2 separate regions of the Mus musculus genome follow, and region 2 is linked to region 1. The links are chromatin loops, found by intact Hi-C in ENCODE. Cell type or tissue: gastrocnemius. All regions are shown on one strand. Links, peaks and the distances in the headings refer to the core of each region. The heading gives the core; the rest is flanking DNA.

What was found. Hi-C counts contacts between places; a loop is a spot of excess contacts. Peaks named below come from ENCODE experiments on the same cell type or tissue, not always from the same donor. Only the 100,000 strongest peaks of a DNase experiment are listed, where the experiment ranks them.
Region 2: a loop joins it to region 1, with 4 times the contacts of the local background. A loop is called at or near these places in 23 of 42 quality-filtered maps.

Annotation. Positions count from the first base shown.
Region 1 is chr16:90,163,529-90,172,183 of GRCm38, reverse strand. It overlaps the pseudogene Gm7307. Among named protein-coding and RNA genes, the nearest start is that of Gm10789, 26 kb to the right of the region's middle. In gastrocnemius, for the core only: no CTCF peak of the experiment used is centred there; DNase peaks (open chromatin) are centred at 987 and 4,304.
Region 2 is chr16:89,946,845-89,955,499 of GRCm38, reverse strand. All of the region lies in intron 2 of Tiam1 (T cell lymphoma invasion and metastasis 1), which reads left to right. Among named protein-coding and RNA genes, the nearest start is that of Tiam1, 9.7 kb to the left of the region's middle. In gastrocnemius, for the core only: no CTCF peak of the experiment used is centred there; DNase peaks (open chromatin) are centred at 4,493 and 5,074.

The sequences.
Region 1 (8,655 bases), core at 513-8,512:
CTTTGCCAGTGCCTGGCAAATACAGAAGAGGATGCTCACAGTCATCTATAGGATGGAACACAGGGCCCCCAATGTAGGAGCTAGAGAAAGTACCCAAGAGCTGAAGGGGTCTGCAACCCTATAGGTGGAACAACAATATGAACTAATGAGTATCCCCAGAACTTGTGTCTCTAGCTGCATATGTAGCAGAAAATGGCTTAGTTGGCCATCATTGGGAAGAGAGGCCCCTTGGTCTTGCAAATTTTATATGCACCAGTACAGGGGAACGCCAGGGCCAAGAAGAGGGAGTGGGTGGGGAGGGGAGCAGAGCAGAGGGAGGGTATAGGGGACTTTTGGGATAGCATTTGAAATGTAAATGAAGAAAATATCTAATAAAAAAAATTAAAAAAAAAAAAGAAAGCAGAGCTTCAAATTCGAGTTTCTGAGGGCCCGGATACAGTCAGTGCAGTTGAGGTGTCTCTGCAGACACTGTTGGACTCCCCCTTTGTACCCACAGAGTCCACAGAGATGTGATGGGCAACCTGGATTGTCCACGTGACAGGATTTAGCATCACCATGGAAACACCTCAGCACCTCTCTGAGGGAGTTTCAGGATTAGATTAATTAGGTGATGCGAGCTCACCCTATATCTGGGCAGCAGCATTCCGAGGAGGGCCGATTATCCCACTCAGTATAAAGGAAACAGCGAGCTGAACACCAGCATTCATTCTGCAGTGCTTGGCGACTGTGGAGACAAGGTGACCACTTGTCTCAGGGTCCTAGTGCTGCGACTTCCCGAACCAAACTGACGTAAATGCTTAACGTAAACTGCTTTTATCGGGGGTTGGTTTGTTTGTTTGTTTAGTTTTGTTTTTTGGGGGGTTTGTGGGTTGTTTTTTTTTTTTTTTGAGTAATAAGAAAAGTAATGAGTACAAAGCTAACCAGGTTTACTTCCTGGCTTACTTCCTGGCTTAGTGCCTTCTGAACTGAGTGTCCGAGCCAAGATGGGGAACTGCAGTTCCTTTGGCTTGCAGTGAGTGATCTCGCCAGATGGTACCATCCGCACCTACCACTTCCCAAGAGACAATGTGGCCCTCAGAGTTTGAGAGAAAACATTAGCTTCCTTTTTAAAAAAATTTTTAATATATATTTTTATGAGTACACTGCAGCTGTCTTCAGGCACACACCATAAGAGGGCACCAGATCCTATTACAGATGGTTGTGAGGCACCATGTAGTTGCTGGGATTTGAACTCAGGACCTCTGGAAGAGCAGCCAGTGCTCTTAACTGCTGAGCCATCTCTCCACCAGCCCAAATGTTAGCTTCTTATTTAACAATATACACATGGGTGGGGCATCCGGAGGGCCCTTGAGACCAAGGATGATAATGATTCAGGTTGACCTTCTAGAAACAACTTGGTGACAGGCAAGAACCAAATCCCATCAGCTGAAAATAAAAAGATACATATTTTTTAAAAGAAAATACAAATAAAAAGCATAGAAAGACAAGTTACAGCTTAGAGTGCAAAATCCACTCTGAATTTAGAGCTGAAACAGGAGTCCAAGACATGAATATCTACTAGGTACTTGGACTGTTTGTGTGTCTGATTCCCCCAGCAGCGAAGCAGATGTGCCTGCATTGTGTAGAAGAGTTTGGGGCAGAGATATACTTTAGATATACTTTAGCTTTCCAGCAGGTCTGGTGAGTGCATTAGCTCTGTGCTGACATGTCTGTGTGGGGCTGGGAAGACCCATCCCAGATTCCTCCGTGCTGTTAGGAACATGAGCTGTTAAGTGTAGCTGCGAACAGTACACAGAACATAAGAAAACAGGCTGGAGAGGCAGCTGCCAAACCTCACAGAACCCTGAAGCCCAGGTTCACTCACTTTAGCTTTTCCAAGGACACCGGCCAGTCCTTGCAGAATTCCAGGAAGCAGATAAGTTGCCTGGTTGAAGCTCCTTTCTCCTAGCTCTGGACCAACGCTATCAGCCATAATTAATGGGAAGTAGCTAATTTCATCAGTCTTTTTTTTTTTTTTTTTTTTTTTTTTTTGTAGGCACGGTTTTCTAACCAAAATACACCCTGAGCATTGTTCAGCTCAGCGTTGCTATGAGACAGCGGCTATTTATTCCTCCGTTTTGTTTTCCTAAGACTCTTACGTAGCTCTGGTGACGGCACTTCCCAGAGCTGCACCATCTCTCCTCTTATCTCTTATTTTAGAAAGGTAACCATAAGTCCCCCATCAATTGTAGGATGTGGCCGGTAGACATCAGAGTATCAGATGGGGAAGGAGACGTCAGAGGAGCTACCCTCAGGAGGGTAGAGGTCCTTTCAACTATGTAATTATCTGTTTTAATCTGATGCAATGGTATAAAGAACCAAAGATGGCCAAGGTCTCTCTGACTGGTGACCCATTGGATACCCTGTGTAAGCAGTTACCTCTAGGAACAGTAAAAACATAGTTTTAGAGTACCCATGTTATTGGCATTGTCATCTGTCAGTACTATGATGCACGTCCCCCTCGCAGTGCAGGGATGCACAGCTCTTGGTTTTGCCTGCTGCCATATGTTTTGGATGTGAAAAGTCTCCTATAGGCTCCTGTGCTCCAACATTTGGTCCTCAGCTAGGGATACTGTTCCGGGAAGTTGTAAAACCTTTTTTCCCTTTCCTTTCCTTTCCTTTCCTTTCCTTTCCTTTCCTTTCCTTTCCTTTCCTTTCCTTTCCTTTCCTTTCCTTTCCTTTCTTCTTTCTTTCTTTCTTTCTTTCTTTCTTTCTTTCTTTCTTTCTTTCTTTCTTTCTTTCTTTCTTTTTTCTCTCTTTCTTTCTTTCTTTCTTTCTTTCTTTCTTTCTTTCTTTCTTCCTTTCTTTCTGACATGGGGCTTAGTTGGCAGAGATATGGCTACAGGGTCATATGGTCATACGGTCAAGGCTTATGGGTTCTCTATCTCTGTGCCTCCTGATGATTGACATGTGAGGAAGCAGGTTCACACTCCTCTCCCATGGGCCTGGCCTCACAGCGGCAGCTTTCCTGCCACCATGGTGCTCACTCTCGAGCCATGAGCTAGTACAATCCTTCCTCCCTCACATCATTACTTGCCAGTATTTGGTCGTTGATACCCTTGCCCTGTCATCCTTTTCTTCATTTTTAGTTGTAGCAGATCTGTTTTCTTCGGGAGATCCACTAGTCTCCAGGGAGAAGAGCTGAGATCTGAAGTCTACTCAAGCTGAGGCAAATAGATGCTTGGATTGGCTACCCAAGAAAGGCTAAATGTTTTTTTGCTCTAAAGGTGTTGTCCTGGAAACACCAGCTTCCTGGATTCCCTGATGGCCTGATTTCCTGTTCTGTTTGAGAACTTGTGGCGCAGCTTATATTTTTCTTCTGTAACGTACCACTGAATTCAACTGATAAACTTCATTTGTGTAATGTTTTGCTTGAACAACTCAAAGTTCACTGCTATGTGAATAAAGGATTGCTTAGAGCCACTTCAGAACGAAAAGTCCTGAGGGTGAGGCGGATGCTCTGTGATGGGGAGGCCTGCTTCCTCATCATTTCCTTGTGAACCTGTACATTTTCCCTGTGAGAGGAAAAATGTGTTCAGTAGAGTAAGTAGGAAATAGGGTTTTAACAAAGAGAAACAGTGTATGTGGGAGAGGAGAGCTAGACTCTGTGTACCTGGAAAGTATGTACCAAAGGGCTTGGGCCAGGGAGAGCCTGACTCTGTGTACCTGGAAAGTATGTACCAAAGGGCTTGGGCCGGCACAGTAGAACCCTTTGAGAGGTCTTGAAATCCTTTCTGTGATGTACCTTCTTCTTTCCACACCTAGTCACTTTCTGTAGTCCAAACACATCTATTTTAGAGACATAGCTGTCATGTAGTCCAGGCTGGCCTTAGGTTTGCTAAGTAGCTGAGGTTGGCCTTGAACATCCAATTCCTGATCCTCCTATGCCACCATTTCCAGCTAGAAGATTTGTCTGTTCTTTCTTTCTTAAACGTTTATTTTTGAGGTCATATATCCATTTGTTTCCTTGACTGGCCTTGAACTTGTGGCCCTCCTACCTCTGCTTCCCAAGTGCTGGCATGATAAGAATTCACCATTGTACCACCCAACTTAAAAGTCACAGATTACTAGAGTCTGCTCTGAGAGCTCCAGGGAAGGTCTCATTAGAACGCAGAGACTATATGTACATTTCCACAAGGTCCCGGTGATGTCCAAATTCCTGGTCCCGAGGAACACAATGTGCATGAAAATCGGTCCAGTTTTCTCCTGTTCATCACAAAAAGGGATTTCCAAGCTTAGCACCCTTGTAATACCAGTATATGCCAGCAGGTGTCAGCAGTGCACTCTGAGAGGCACGTTAGACGCTGTTCCTTTAGGACCCTAGATATGTTTCCAAAACGGAGACAGCGGAGTGGACTCCTGCCCAGTACTTTCACAGTCTTTGTTCTTTATGATTTTGAAAGCATTTGTTCACGTCTTGCTGGAAATGTGGCTCTTGGGGTTTTGTTATTGTTCATTCGGTTTGGCCTTTGGCTTTTTACACAGGATTTTGTGCAGCCCAGGCTGGACTACTGGACTAACACCTCCTGAATCTTTTGCTTTCACGCCTCAAGTACTGGGATTACAGCACTGTCAGGGCTCAGTTTTCAGATGGCGTTTTCACACATTTTCTTTGTCTTTCTTTTAGAATTTACTTTTATTTTAAAGTGTGTGTGTGTGTGTGTGTGTGTGTGTGCTCGCAGTGCGGCCTCTCACACATACATAAGCCCAGATGCCTGAGGAGTCCAGAGCTAAAGTCATAGGTCGATGCTGGGAACCAAACTCGAGTCCTCTGCAAGAAGAGTAATCAATCACTCAACTGCTAAGTCAGCTCCCCTGCCCTTTACGCATTTTCTTACTTCCAGAGGAGTCTTTGTTTCTGTCAACTCTCCCATTTTACAGGTGAGAAAGTAAAGGTACAGAAAGAATACAGTGACTTGTCTAATACATTGAAGCTGGAGGAGGGAGAGGGAGTCAACACTGGGCGTTTATGCAAAATGCCCCAGTTCGGAAAGAAAGGAAAACACTGCTCCAGGATTTTATTTTATTTTATTTTATTTTATTTGCATTAAGCTTTGTTCTTCTTAGCAAAACTAAAAGCTAGATAAGCATTCTGGGTACTCCCTGGTTCTGATTAAATGCTACTCCTGGTTCTGACAGAACTTCTGTGGGATACATTGTCTATCTTAGATAAAATCTAAGAGAGTCACACGTTCTACCACCACGGTAACTAAGGAATCCCTCTCCAGCACTTGACACCAAAGCCCCCTCCCTGGATCTGTTAGAAGCTGGTGAGGAGGAAAGAAATTGGAGCGTATCAGGTTAAACAAAGGTTTGTCTGTGCCTGGGTGTAGGGGTGTCCAGGAGACTTGATGTCCCATCTTCTGGAACTCCTCGGTTTGTGCAGCCTCAGCCACGTTGTCCCCTGTCCCTCCCAGTCCTCTGCCCCCATCAAAGGGGGCACAAAGAGGCCAGTGTCATCGTGGAGGCCAAGCAGAGTGGATTTGCTGACAGACCTCAGGGGAGAGAGAGCTGTGAATGATGGCTACTGCCCCTTCTGGCTCCAGAAACCTCACAACTGGAGTGTTTTCCACAGTGCTCATGTGGGGGCCTCAGTACGGAGAACTAGATTAAACGATATTACTGTGGTCAAACAAATCTGAGAAGTGTTGGTTTCAATGAAGTGAAATGAATTCTCTTTCTGCAGCAGGGCTTCTCAGAGCTGCTGGGCTGGGCTGGGGAGTGAACTGTGCCTCCCTTCGTGAGATTGAATAACGTTCGTCTGTGCTTGGAACACCTGACACAGAACCCTGGAAAATCGGAGTAGTTCATCTTTCTCTGAGGACTGCGCAGGCTTCATGATCATGTGACCAGAGCAGTTGCACAGGGTCCCGCAGTGGCACCTGTGTTTAATACGGTGCCATCACCACCTTGGATTCTTTGTTATCATAAGTATTGTTTTCTTGGGACACTGTCTCATGATGAAGCCTACTGTGACCTCAAGCTCACAATCTTCCTACAGTAACCTGTATATGGGCTGGAGAGGTGGCTCAGCGGTTAAGAGCGCTGGCTGCTCTTCAGAGGTCTTGAGTTCAAATCCCAGTCAACCACATGGTGGCTCACAACCATCTGTAATGGGATCTGATGCCCTCTTCTGGTGTGTCTGAAGACAGCTACAGTGTACTTATAATAAACAAACAAACAAACAAACAAACAAATAAAAACACCACCACCAACAACAAAAAATATCTGTACCGTGCTGGGATCACAGGTCTATGCCATCCTGTTTGAAACCTGTGAGGTTTGAACACGGGACCTTGCGTTTTGATTCTGTACTGGGTTGTGTAGTTTAGCTGGCCCTGCTCAGGGGTATGGGAAGAACAGATGGAGCCCAGAGAAGGGAGGGCCCCTGGTTGTTTCTCCTTTTGTTCCAGCGTCTTCTCTCCCTGCTTACTCTCTCCTGTTCTTACATTGTTTCTCTTTGTTGCGCCCTCCATTGTCTCCCCCACCCCCACCCCTTTACTCCTTTGTCTTCCACCTGTGGCCAACCAGTCCCAGAAAGGATTTAAGAAGCAGATGATTCAGCCTGACCTTGGGGTCCTCAGCCACCACCCTCCTGTTTAACCTTGCTCCATTTTCTAATGCATCTTCTTTTTTATCCCTAAAGGTTTTTTTTTGGGGGGGGGGGTGTTTTGTTTTGTTTTTTGAGACAGGGTTTCTCTGTATAGCATTGGCTGTCCTGGAACTACATTGTAGACCAGGCTGGCCTTGAACTCTCGGAGATCCACAAGCCTCTGCCTCCTGAGTGCTGGGATTAAAGTCATGTGCCACTGTGCCCAGTAGAAGATTTTTATTTTTTTTTTTAAGTGCGTGTGTGCACGCACGTGTGCACGCACGTGCATGCGTAGTGCCAGCAGAGGTCAGAGGCGTTGGATCCTCCAGTTATAGGTGATTGTGAGCCACCCAGTGTGGGTCTTGTGCAAGAGCAGAGCAGTCTGTGCTCTTAACGACCCACGCTATCTCTCCAGCCCACACCTTGCCTTTGTTAATACTCATGTTGGCACCAAGAGAAACACATTTCAAAACACTGTATGGGATAAAAGAAGATGTATTGGCTCTTTGCAACCGCAGCATATGGATGGGTGGAAACTACTGCAGGTAGAGCTGGATTCAGGATTCCAAGTGATTCTCTTCGAGCCCCTTTCCTCTGAGATCCCCACTGCTGTGGGATCTGTTATCTGGCCAGATCTTTCCTCGGGAAGTCTGAGATGGTGTCATTTGAAGACAAGAATGAATGTCCTTCAGTCCTTGGGTTACACAGCAAAACTGGAGGGGAAATTCAGAATGACCTAGTTTATGCACTTGCCCCTGGAGTGCCCTGGAGTGAGTGGGTCATGTGCCAGACTGTGTGGTCCAGTGATGATGGCTGTGGTGAGGACTCCAGCAACGCCACTTAGGGGAGCTGTCTGTGGACAACAGGCTTCTAGCACTAGCAGAATGGAGAGACTGTGTCCTACAGAGGGAAAAAGCAAGTCCTGGCGACAGACCGAACCTCCTTTGTCTTCTTCCACGACAGTCCTCCTTGCACACTCGTGCCGTGGTTGGGCTAGCCTCTGTGCACTGCAATCGCTAGCCTCCTTCTTTCCCTAAAGTGCACCCAGCCCCTCAGGCTGAGCTATAATGGATGCTCACAAAGTCCTGAGTTTGTTTTTCAGAATTCCACAAGTACTGTATTTACATAATTTCCACCCTCCTTCTCCCCTTGTTGGCCTCATGACCTATTCTTCTATATAATTATTATTGTTTCTCTCCCAACACACACCCCGGAGTCCGTTCAGTTGTTGTTCTGGGTAAATAGTTACAGCTGCTCTCTTGGGAGTACACAACCCCTCCGAGGACCTGGCCTTGACTGGTTTTCCTTTCTAAGCTCTCTGTAGCTCTTCATCCAGGGGAAAGCCATGTGAGATTTTCTCCATCCACCTTGACTGTCAACTATGTGATCACTATGCAGGGCTTTGTTTAGGTGACCATACTGTTGAGATGTCTTAGGTAGAGCTTTCTGTTCCTACATGGAAGACAGCCTCCAGCCAATGTCCTGGTCCTCTGGCCTTTACAGTCTCTCTGACCCTTCTTCTATGATGTCCCCTGGTCTCAGAACAGGCTGTGTTAGAGGTTTGTTAGCTGGTGATGGATACTGTGATCATTGACCGGCTTGGGTCTCTGTAGTAGCCTCCATCTCCTGCAAACAGAAGCTTTTTTGATGAGGGGTGAGAACGTCACTCAACCGGCCGGCTCCCACTCTTGTGGAAGCCAGGGCTGCTGGGGGAGGGGGACTCCATGGAATTGTCGGGGGAACGATGGAACTCTGAGGAGGTTTCATGAGAATGGCAGGTCTTTGGTTGAGCTAAAGTGAGTCAGCTCTATCCCAGCCTTTGATTGCCCAGCTTTCACGGCAGACTTTGCCAGCCTAGGTTTGTTAGACACACACTTGAAAGGTATTGACTTCCTAGTGGCTTTCAGTTCACCTGGAGGTCCTGAGGCCACTTGGTGCAGAGCAGAGGAGGGAGCCCCTTGGAGGTGAGGATTCCTCCTACTTGAGAGTGAGCTGCTCAAAGAGACACTTGTCCGGAGATGGCG
Region 2 (8,655 bases), core at 372-8,371, 220 kb after region 1:
AAAGCAGGCCATTTCGTGGGAGAGTCATTGCTGTGGTCAGACCGGACAGTTTCATTGTGTGTGACCAGTCTGGAGCTTTACCAGAAAGGATCTGGGACTAAAACATGCCTGAGTCACTTAGAGGAGGAAGGCTTCAAAGAGATAACTTTGTTCCTTGGAAGGGTCACACACACATTTCATTAACCCCCTGTGAGGGGGACAGTGGTGTCACTCTAGTTCCCGTTTGCCTTTAGTGGGAGAGAATGATCGTCACCAAGAGGTACTTTTTTGATGGAGCAATGGCTTAGCAGATAAGAACATCTGCTGCTCTTCCAGAGGATGTGAGTTCAATTCCCAGTACCCATGTGGTGGCTCACAGCTGTCCATAATGCTAGTTCCAAGGGATCCCATGTCCTCTTCTGGCCTCTACAGACATCTGGCACACACCTGGTGCAGTTACATACATCTAGGACAAACACTCACACACATAAATAACTTTTTTTAAAGGAACTTTTGAGCAATGTGAACTTCTATATTGTTCTTCCCAGGTTTGCCTGCTGCTCATGAACGTACCCAAGCCCGGGTGGTGGCACATCATGTTTTCGTTTTCCTTTTCTTTTAATGTTAACTTAAGCAGGTTTTGGTAAGATGCTGGTGGGTGCCGCCGGCTTTGAACAAAGTAGGAATCAGAATGGCGGCTGCTTCCTGAGGCCCGACAGACCCCTGCAGCTTCTAAGATTTCCCACCGGCATTCCTGGTCCTGTTGTGGGCCCTGCTTCAACCTGTTCTTCCAGTATTGCAGGTTGCTCCTCCCTGCCAGAATCCAGAGCCAGCCATGGCCACTCCCCTCTGACATGCCCAGCAGCTGCCGGAGAAAGCTCCTTGGGTGTTTTTGTCACACTGTGTGACCCTAATTGGGTTATGTGCTTTTCCCAAGAAGAGGTAGGGATGACATCAGCAACAATTGCCCCTGTGTGGTAATGCACACTGCGTTACCCTTGGGACCCAGTCTCTTTCTGTGGGAGGACTTCTCTGAGAGGCTTTGATCAAGTACTCAGGACTCCCCAAACCCTCATTTCTTCCTTTGTGAGAGCTTTTCCACAGCCAGCACCCAGGTTTCTCCTGTCCCTTCCCCATGGACTTCCTGTGGCCTCTGTTCCTCCATGGCCTTCCATATCATGACTCAGGCGTATGTCAGTTACTTAGAGCAATAAAGCTGGGATATGGCAGAGCTCCACTGCTGCAGACCCTGGGCCCCTTGCTCTACAGTCTGTTTTCCCAACTAAGGTGCCCTGGGGCCTCCTCAACTGTGGGACTGATGGTCATTCTTTCCCTCAAACTCTCCTTTGCAGGAATCACCCTGACTTTGTGGTTTGCTTGAGTGCCTCAGGAGAGGCTGCTCTCCCATCAGTCCTCCAAGACTGTGTCAGAGCATGGTAGCCTTGCTTTCCCGGAGCAATCTTCCCCTAGCTCTCTGCTCAGCCATTGTCACCTCTCTCCAAGGTCAACTACTTCCTGCTGCCTTCCTTCTCCAGGCTCCATTTACTCCCAGTTCCCCAGTGTTGCCTGCCCACCCTTTCCCTTGAATACCTTCCACCCTGAAACTGTGCTGCAAAAAGTTTTTTTTAGTATAGACTAGAGTTTATTTAGGCATGGGAAGGGGAGTTGAGAGGGTAGTAGAGGCAGAGAAAGGCAGAGAAGTAGAGGCCGGCCATGAACACATGGAGAGGGGGGAGGGAGAGAGAATTGGGAGAGGGCAGGAGTGGTGAGGAAGAGCAAGAGAGGAGCAACAGGTTGCTTGTTTGTTTCTTTAAAGAATTATTTTATAAGCCGGGCAGTGGTGGTGCACGCCTTTAATCCCAGCACTTGAGAGGCAAAGGCAGGTGGATTTCTGAGTTCGAGGCCAACCTGGTCTACAAAGTGAGTTCCAGGACAGCTAGGGCTACACAGAGAAACCCTGTTTCAAAAAGCAAAACAAAGTGTACTCACATACATAAAAAATATATATATATATATATAATTTATTTATTTTATGTATGTGAGTACACTGTAGCTGTCTTCACACACACCAGAAGAGGGCATCAGATCCCATTACAGATGATTGTGAGCCACCATGTGGTTGCTGGGATTTGAACTCAGGACCTCTGGAAGAGTAGTCAGTGCTCTTAACCCCTGAGCCATCTCTCCAGCTCCTGTGTTGCAAATCTTTAGGGCTCTTTCCCACCTAAGAAGTCTTTGGAGGTCACCTAAAACCCGCCCAGAGACATCCAGAGCAGTGTAGTTTGTTTCTGAGTTCTTCAGTGAGAGAAACACCGGGGTGAAGGAGCTTGATTAAAGGAGGCCAGGGGCAGACCTGAGGGAGCCTGTGCTTGTCTGAGCTCGCGTGTGTTCACACTGCAGCTGCTCCAGCTGAATGAAGCGATGGATGGATGGATGGATGCATCATCCCTTGGCTGCCAGTGCAGAGCCCAGCCACCCACCTCCAGGGAGCCAAGGCAGGTTTATGTGATGAATAATGTCCATTTGCTCCCAGTGCTCAGGCCTGTGGCTAAGCCTGTTCTGTGGAAATGGGAAGACAATCTTGCCAAGCATCTTGCTCCATCCTCCTGTCTGAAAGATATCAGTTGGAATTCAGTGTGTTGAGTTTTATCTGGTAGCCAGCCATAGTCCACAGCAATCTCGACCACATACCAGACATGCTCTGCCTCTCGGGTGTGTCCTTCATTGTAAGGTAGTGGAAAGATCGCCAGCCAGCCTGGGAGTCAGAAAACCAAAGGAAAGAGATTGCATGCTGGGTACCACAACAGTGCACATCTAATCCCAGCAAAACACACTGCTCTCTGGGAGTTTGAAGCCAGCCTGGTGTACATAGCAGGTTCCAGGCCAGCTAGACTACTTAGTGAGAACCTGTCTTTAAAGAAACAAATAGACTACATACATTGAGCACCTATTGTGTACCTGGCATTCTGCTAAGTGCAGGGCAGGGAGATGAGTTCCAAGATCTTCACTTTGCATCTCAAAACACACAGATGTTCAAGTCCCGATGGCACTGTCTGCCTGTGAAACTATTACACAGTATTATCTAGAGGACAATGACAAACATTTTATCTGTACTTGTGTTGTACAGAGGTATGGTTTTTTTCCTCAAGTGCTTTTAGTCTGCATCTGGTTGGATGTATGGATGCAGAGAGGTAGATACGGGGTCAGGCCATGTGAGCGAACTTCCTATCTGTGCCATGTGAGAGTCTCTTCTTTGAATCCAGAGACAGAACCCACATAGCTGGCTGAACTCATCTCCATTCACTTCTGTCCCCTTGCACACAGACCTTCTGTTCCAAAGAGAAGCAGGGCCTTTGATGATGATGTCACACTGACTCTAGAGAGAAGCAGGGCCTTTGATGATGATGTCACACTGACTCTAGAGAGAAGCAGGGCCTTTGATGATGATGTCACACTGACTCTAGAGAGAAGCAGGGCCTTTGATGATGATGTCACACTGACTCTAGAGAGAAGCAGGGCCTTTGATGATGATGTCACACTGACTCTAGAGAGAAGCAGGGCCTTTGATGATGATGTCACACTGACTCTAGAGAGAAGCAGGGCCTTTGATGATGATGTCACACTGACTCTAGAGAGAAGCAGGGCCTTTGATGATGATGTCACACTGACTCTAGAGAGAAGCAGGGCCTTTGATGATGATGTCACACTGGCTCTAGAGAGAAGCAGGGCCTTTGATGATGATGTCACACTGACTCTAGAGAGAAGCAGGGCCTTTGATGATGATGTCACACTGACTCTAGAGAGAAGCAGGGCCTTTGATGATGATGTCACACTGACTCTAGAGAGAAGCAGGGCCTTTGATGATGATGTCACACTGGCTCTAGAGAGAAGCAGGGCCTTTGATGATGATGTCACACTGACTCTAGAGAGAAGCAGGGCCTTTGATGATGATGTCACACTGACTCTAGAGAGAAGCAGGGCCTTTGATGATGATGTCACACTGGCTCTAGAGAGAAGCAGGGCCTTTGATGATGATGTCACACTGACTAGAGAGGAGCAGAGCCTTTGATGTCACATCCACTCTGGAGAGAAGGAGGCCTTTGTTGATGATGTCACACTGACTGGAACTTAGTGTTTGGCTCTGTCCTGACAAGGTCTTTAGTGTTTTGTGAATTGGGTAAAGTAAGTGATACTTGAAACACCATGACTGGGACTGTCTCGGGAAGTGGGTAGATGATATTTGGAAAACTGTGGAATTAGGAATCTTGCCTTAGTTTTAGATATTTGTCCACGGGGCTCTTTGAGTTCCCCCAGATAAGTCACATCGCGCTCTAGTCATTTTAAGGAGTAGGAGGCCATCTGGATGGAAGGCCCTGGGTGGCGGGTGGCGTCGGTCTGTGGTTTATACGGTTAAGGGGGTTGGAGCTTTGGGACACTTCCTCTGGCTCAACTCTCTCCTGCCCACATGGCATAAACATTGGCGTGGCAGGGACAGATGGCCATCCCGGAGCTCCTTTGATGTTACATTTGGTTGCCTAGGTGGGGGTAGAGTGGTTGCTGCCAGTCTCTGTGGGATGAGGAGAGGCTGCCTGGGAAATACCCACTTGACAGTGGGTAAACAGAAGGAAAACTCCACAATAGCTGGGTGCTCTGGTTCGTGTGTTCAGTCCAGACAGCAGTGGAATGGGACTTACATAAGTGTTTAGCTTGGGAAGGGGCCAGAGAGCACAGGCCTTAGTTGATGCGCTGTAGAGTTTGATTTTCTCACTGAATGAATGAACCAGAGCGGGGGTAGGTGAGGGACTGCTTGTCATTGCTTTCATGATTTGGAAAGAAAAGAATCTCCCCCAGAAACCTGGGTTGGGCTCAGGGGAGGGCACCTGAGATCCCAGGTAATGAGTGGAGAGCAGAGGCCTGGTTAGAAGTGTGGTTTCCAGATGATTAAACAGTATTAATCTGTGAAATGAGGGCCAGAAGCTTTGATGGAAAAAGGAAGGGCTGTGATGGAGAAGAGAAACCAGACAGGGAGGGCGTGTAATGTCAGAATGCCGAGAGAAGCAGTTGACAGAGACTGAATGTCCGATGGCCTTACAGGAGAGGGCACAGTAGAGGATGCTGCCACTGGCTGCTTGCAAGCCAACTGCGGCCTCTGGCCATGGTGGAAAAAGCAAGCCTCTGACAGGGCCTGTGATTCTAGCTTTGGGCTAAGAACTATTACTTTTCTAATGTGTTTACAGAAGTCCACCGGGTCAAACCATGCTCGTGCATTCAGCATGTTTGCCGTTCTTCATAGTACATTTTTTTGAGTGGGTTGAAATTTTGGGCGAGTCCCATTTATTCTTTTAAGATATCACTTGTTATATGGTTGGGGGTGTGGCCTTCGGAGGTGCCCTCGGGAGATTCAGTGGTATGTGATGTACAGCTCCCGCTTTGTCTGGGATGGGGTGAGCGAACCAGCGAACTGTGATGCCTGAAGACAGTGCGGGTGGGGGGAGTAACTAAGGATGTTGTTATGTTCAGGGTCTATCTGTAAGATAATTGCCCCAGGATTAGGATGGTTTAGCTTAGACTCTTCAGTTTTTACAAGGAAGTAGACCACATTGGAATTGTGAATTTGGGGCTTCCATGAGATGGGGTTACACACCAATTATGTGCATAGCACACTGATGAATGACACACAGCTCACTATCAGTCACCCAGTCATCAGGGAAGCACGCCAGTGCTCTACAGTGGTCCACAGTGCTCAGCAGCGCTGAATCCTGAGGTTTAGTAGGTCAGGTATAAGAGGTGCGTTTTTTTTTTTTTTTTACTTAAGGTGATGGGTTTAATTGGGAAGTTAGTCCATTATAAATTGGGAATGAGACTGGCTTAACTTGATTTATTGATTATTTTCAGTGGCCCCCATTTCCCTACAAATGATAAGGACTTTATTCTTATTTATGAATGAAAAGAAGCCTGTTTGTGTTGATACCATATCTTAAAAATCCATTCTTCTGTTGTTGGACATGCAGGTCCAGCCAGTGGGCTTTCTGTTTCTGTCTCTGAAGTGACCTTCAGGGACATAGGCTTGGGGGTTTTGCTGCACAGCTCTCTGGTAGTGCTGTGAGCATTTTCTCCTGGTATTCCAGTGTTTCTGTTGGTTTCGCCAGAAGTTGCTCTTCAGGGCAGAGTGGTCTGTCTGTCTTTCTTTCTTTCTTTCTTTCTTTCTTTCTTTCTTTCTTTCTTTCCTGTGTTAGACGATTCCATGCAGATATGCGATGGATCCTGATCCACCCCTCCCCCTTCCTTCCTCTGCCAGCCTCTCCTCCTGTCTAGGTCCCTCTCCTTGTTCACGTCTTTTTGTTTTATGATACGCTTAGTTATTTACTTTTAGGTAAAATGATTGCTCTTCTTTGCTGAGTGGGGTTTCCTTGTGACATGTGGAAAGGAGTAATCCATAGTCAGGAAAAGCCAAGAGACTCCATGTTTCCTCCTGCACACTTGCTGCCTCTGATTTTGACCAGCTAGTTGGTAGGATGAAAGTCTCACCCTCTAGAGTTTTCTCCTAACATGGGGGATGTTAGGAGATGTATTTTTGGCTTATGAGTTGGGGTTAATGGTAGAGGCAGAATTGCTCTTTGAGAACAGCGTAAGTTACATAGTGAGCTGAAAACCCATTTGACCTTACAAGAAAGCCAACAAAAAAGCCATTCATTTCCTAAGGCTTGCATGTCCATATATATCTAATGTCCTTACATAATTCTACATATATATGGACATTAATGTGTCAAGACACAGCCTTGGCTTGATCTTATTTATTTATTTTAGATTTATTTATTTATTATATGTAAGTACACTGTAGCTGTCTTCAGACACACCAGAAGAGTGTGTCAGATCTCATTCCAGATGGTTGTGAGCCACCATGTGGTTGCTAGGATTCGAACTCAGGACCTCTGGAGAGTAGTTGGTGCTCTTAACCACTGAGCCATCTCTCCAGCCCCTATCTTATGTTTTTTTTTTTTTTTTTTTTTTTTAATTTATCCATCATACTCAGGCTCTGTGACTGCACTTTACATGTGTTTGTGTGTGTTTGTGAGTGTGTCTGTGTATGTGTCTGTGTATGTGTGTGTGTGTGTGTGTGTGTGTGTGTGTGTGTGTATGGTGTTTAAAATGTTGAGTCCTTTTCCTTCCCTTCCTTTCTGCTCTGGGTTTCATGTAGGTTGAAAAATGCAAACTACAGAAAACACAGGATCTGGAAGTAATTTTCATCAGGAGAGAAATTACCCAAATGGGGAAAGACACTATTTTGTTGCTTGCCAGCTGAGGGGAACACAAGAGTGGATAACTTGCTTTCCTTCAGTAATTGGGTACATTATACAAGGCTAACAATTTCACTGGGACTTGGCAGTTGAAAGAAAGCAAGAGGCAGGCCCAGGTGTTCCCTGGTCCCCTCTCCTTGAGAGTATGTGGAGGTAGAGGTAGCATTCAGATCACCGGCTTCCTATTTCTGTCACTCGAATGACAGTGATTGCTGCAGATGGGGCTCATGCCACCACCAGGGTCTGCCACCTAGACAGGGATGTGTGAGTCAGCCCAGGGCTGTGGACTCTAGGAAACAGACTGGAGAACTCTCCTGTCTGGTGCTAGCCTTTCCTAGGGCACAGGACAGTTAGGAACAAGGCCTTCTGACGCCTCACATTGGGATTATCAGTTTGTTTCCCATGCCGCCATCTTCCTTCATGTTGCTCCTGATCCTGGCTGTGACTAATGGTCACAAAACAATTCAGTCTGAGCCCTTCTGTCTATTGTAAGGTGAAGTTCACTTTTCCCGCAACTTTGGCCCGTGTGACCCGAGTAGCCTGTGTCTCAGAGTATCTACCTAACTACCATCTACCTGTCTATCTACCTATCTATTCTCTATCTATCTATCTATCTATCTATCTATCTATTATCTACCTATCTATCTATCTACCAACCATCCATTGATCTATTATTTTTGATGTTGGATGGGATGACCCCATGGCCTATGGGTGCTGGGTAAATGCTTTACTGCTGAACTGCAGCCTGGGCCTGATTCGTGTGGCTTTTGTTTAATCACGTTTGCAGGGAGCTGTTGAGGTATAGTTGGTTACTTCCCTAACTGTTTTCTGGACCCAGTTCCAGAGGTTTCCAGGTGTCTCTGCTTGAGAATTTGCTCTCATCTCTGCTGGCCACCTGGTGGTGTGTTTGAAGGGACACCGTCACTCGCCTTTCAACACTGCCTCTGTTCGTTCCTGTGTTCAGGTCACGTGCAGGGGAATGGATGCTTGAGTTCTGTAGATGCATTGAATTTAATCGGTACCAAAGGAAAGATCTGCGTCTCACGTCACATTTAGGGTTTATAAATCTATTTGAAGTGCTTGGGTAAAGGCATCATGTATTCATCTGTGTGTAAAACTAAAACCAGACTCATTGCCAAGTTTAATTTGTCAAGTGTTCTTAGAAAGAGGCAGCTCTCTAGAGAGTGTGAAGCTCATTTTGAAGCGCAGTGAGATCGTTCCTTGCATTTCTCTCTTTGTGCATGCTTCCCGTACCAAACACTCTGCAAAACCACCCCGTGCATGCGGTTCACGGCGGCTTTACTTAGAATTGCCCAAACTGGGAGGAGACCAGGATGTCTTTCTGTAGGTGGGCGCCTACTCCATATGATAGAGTATT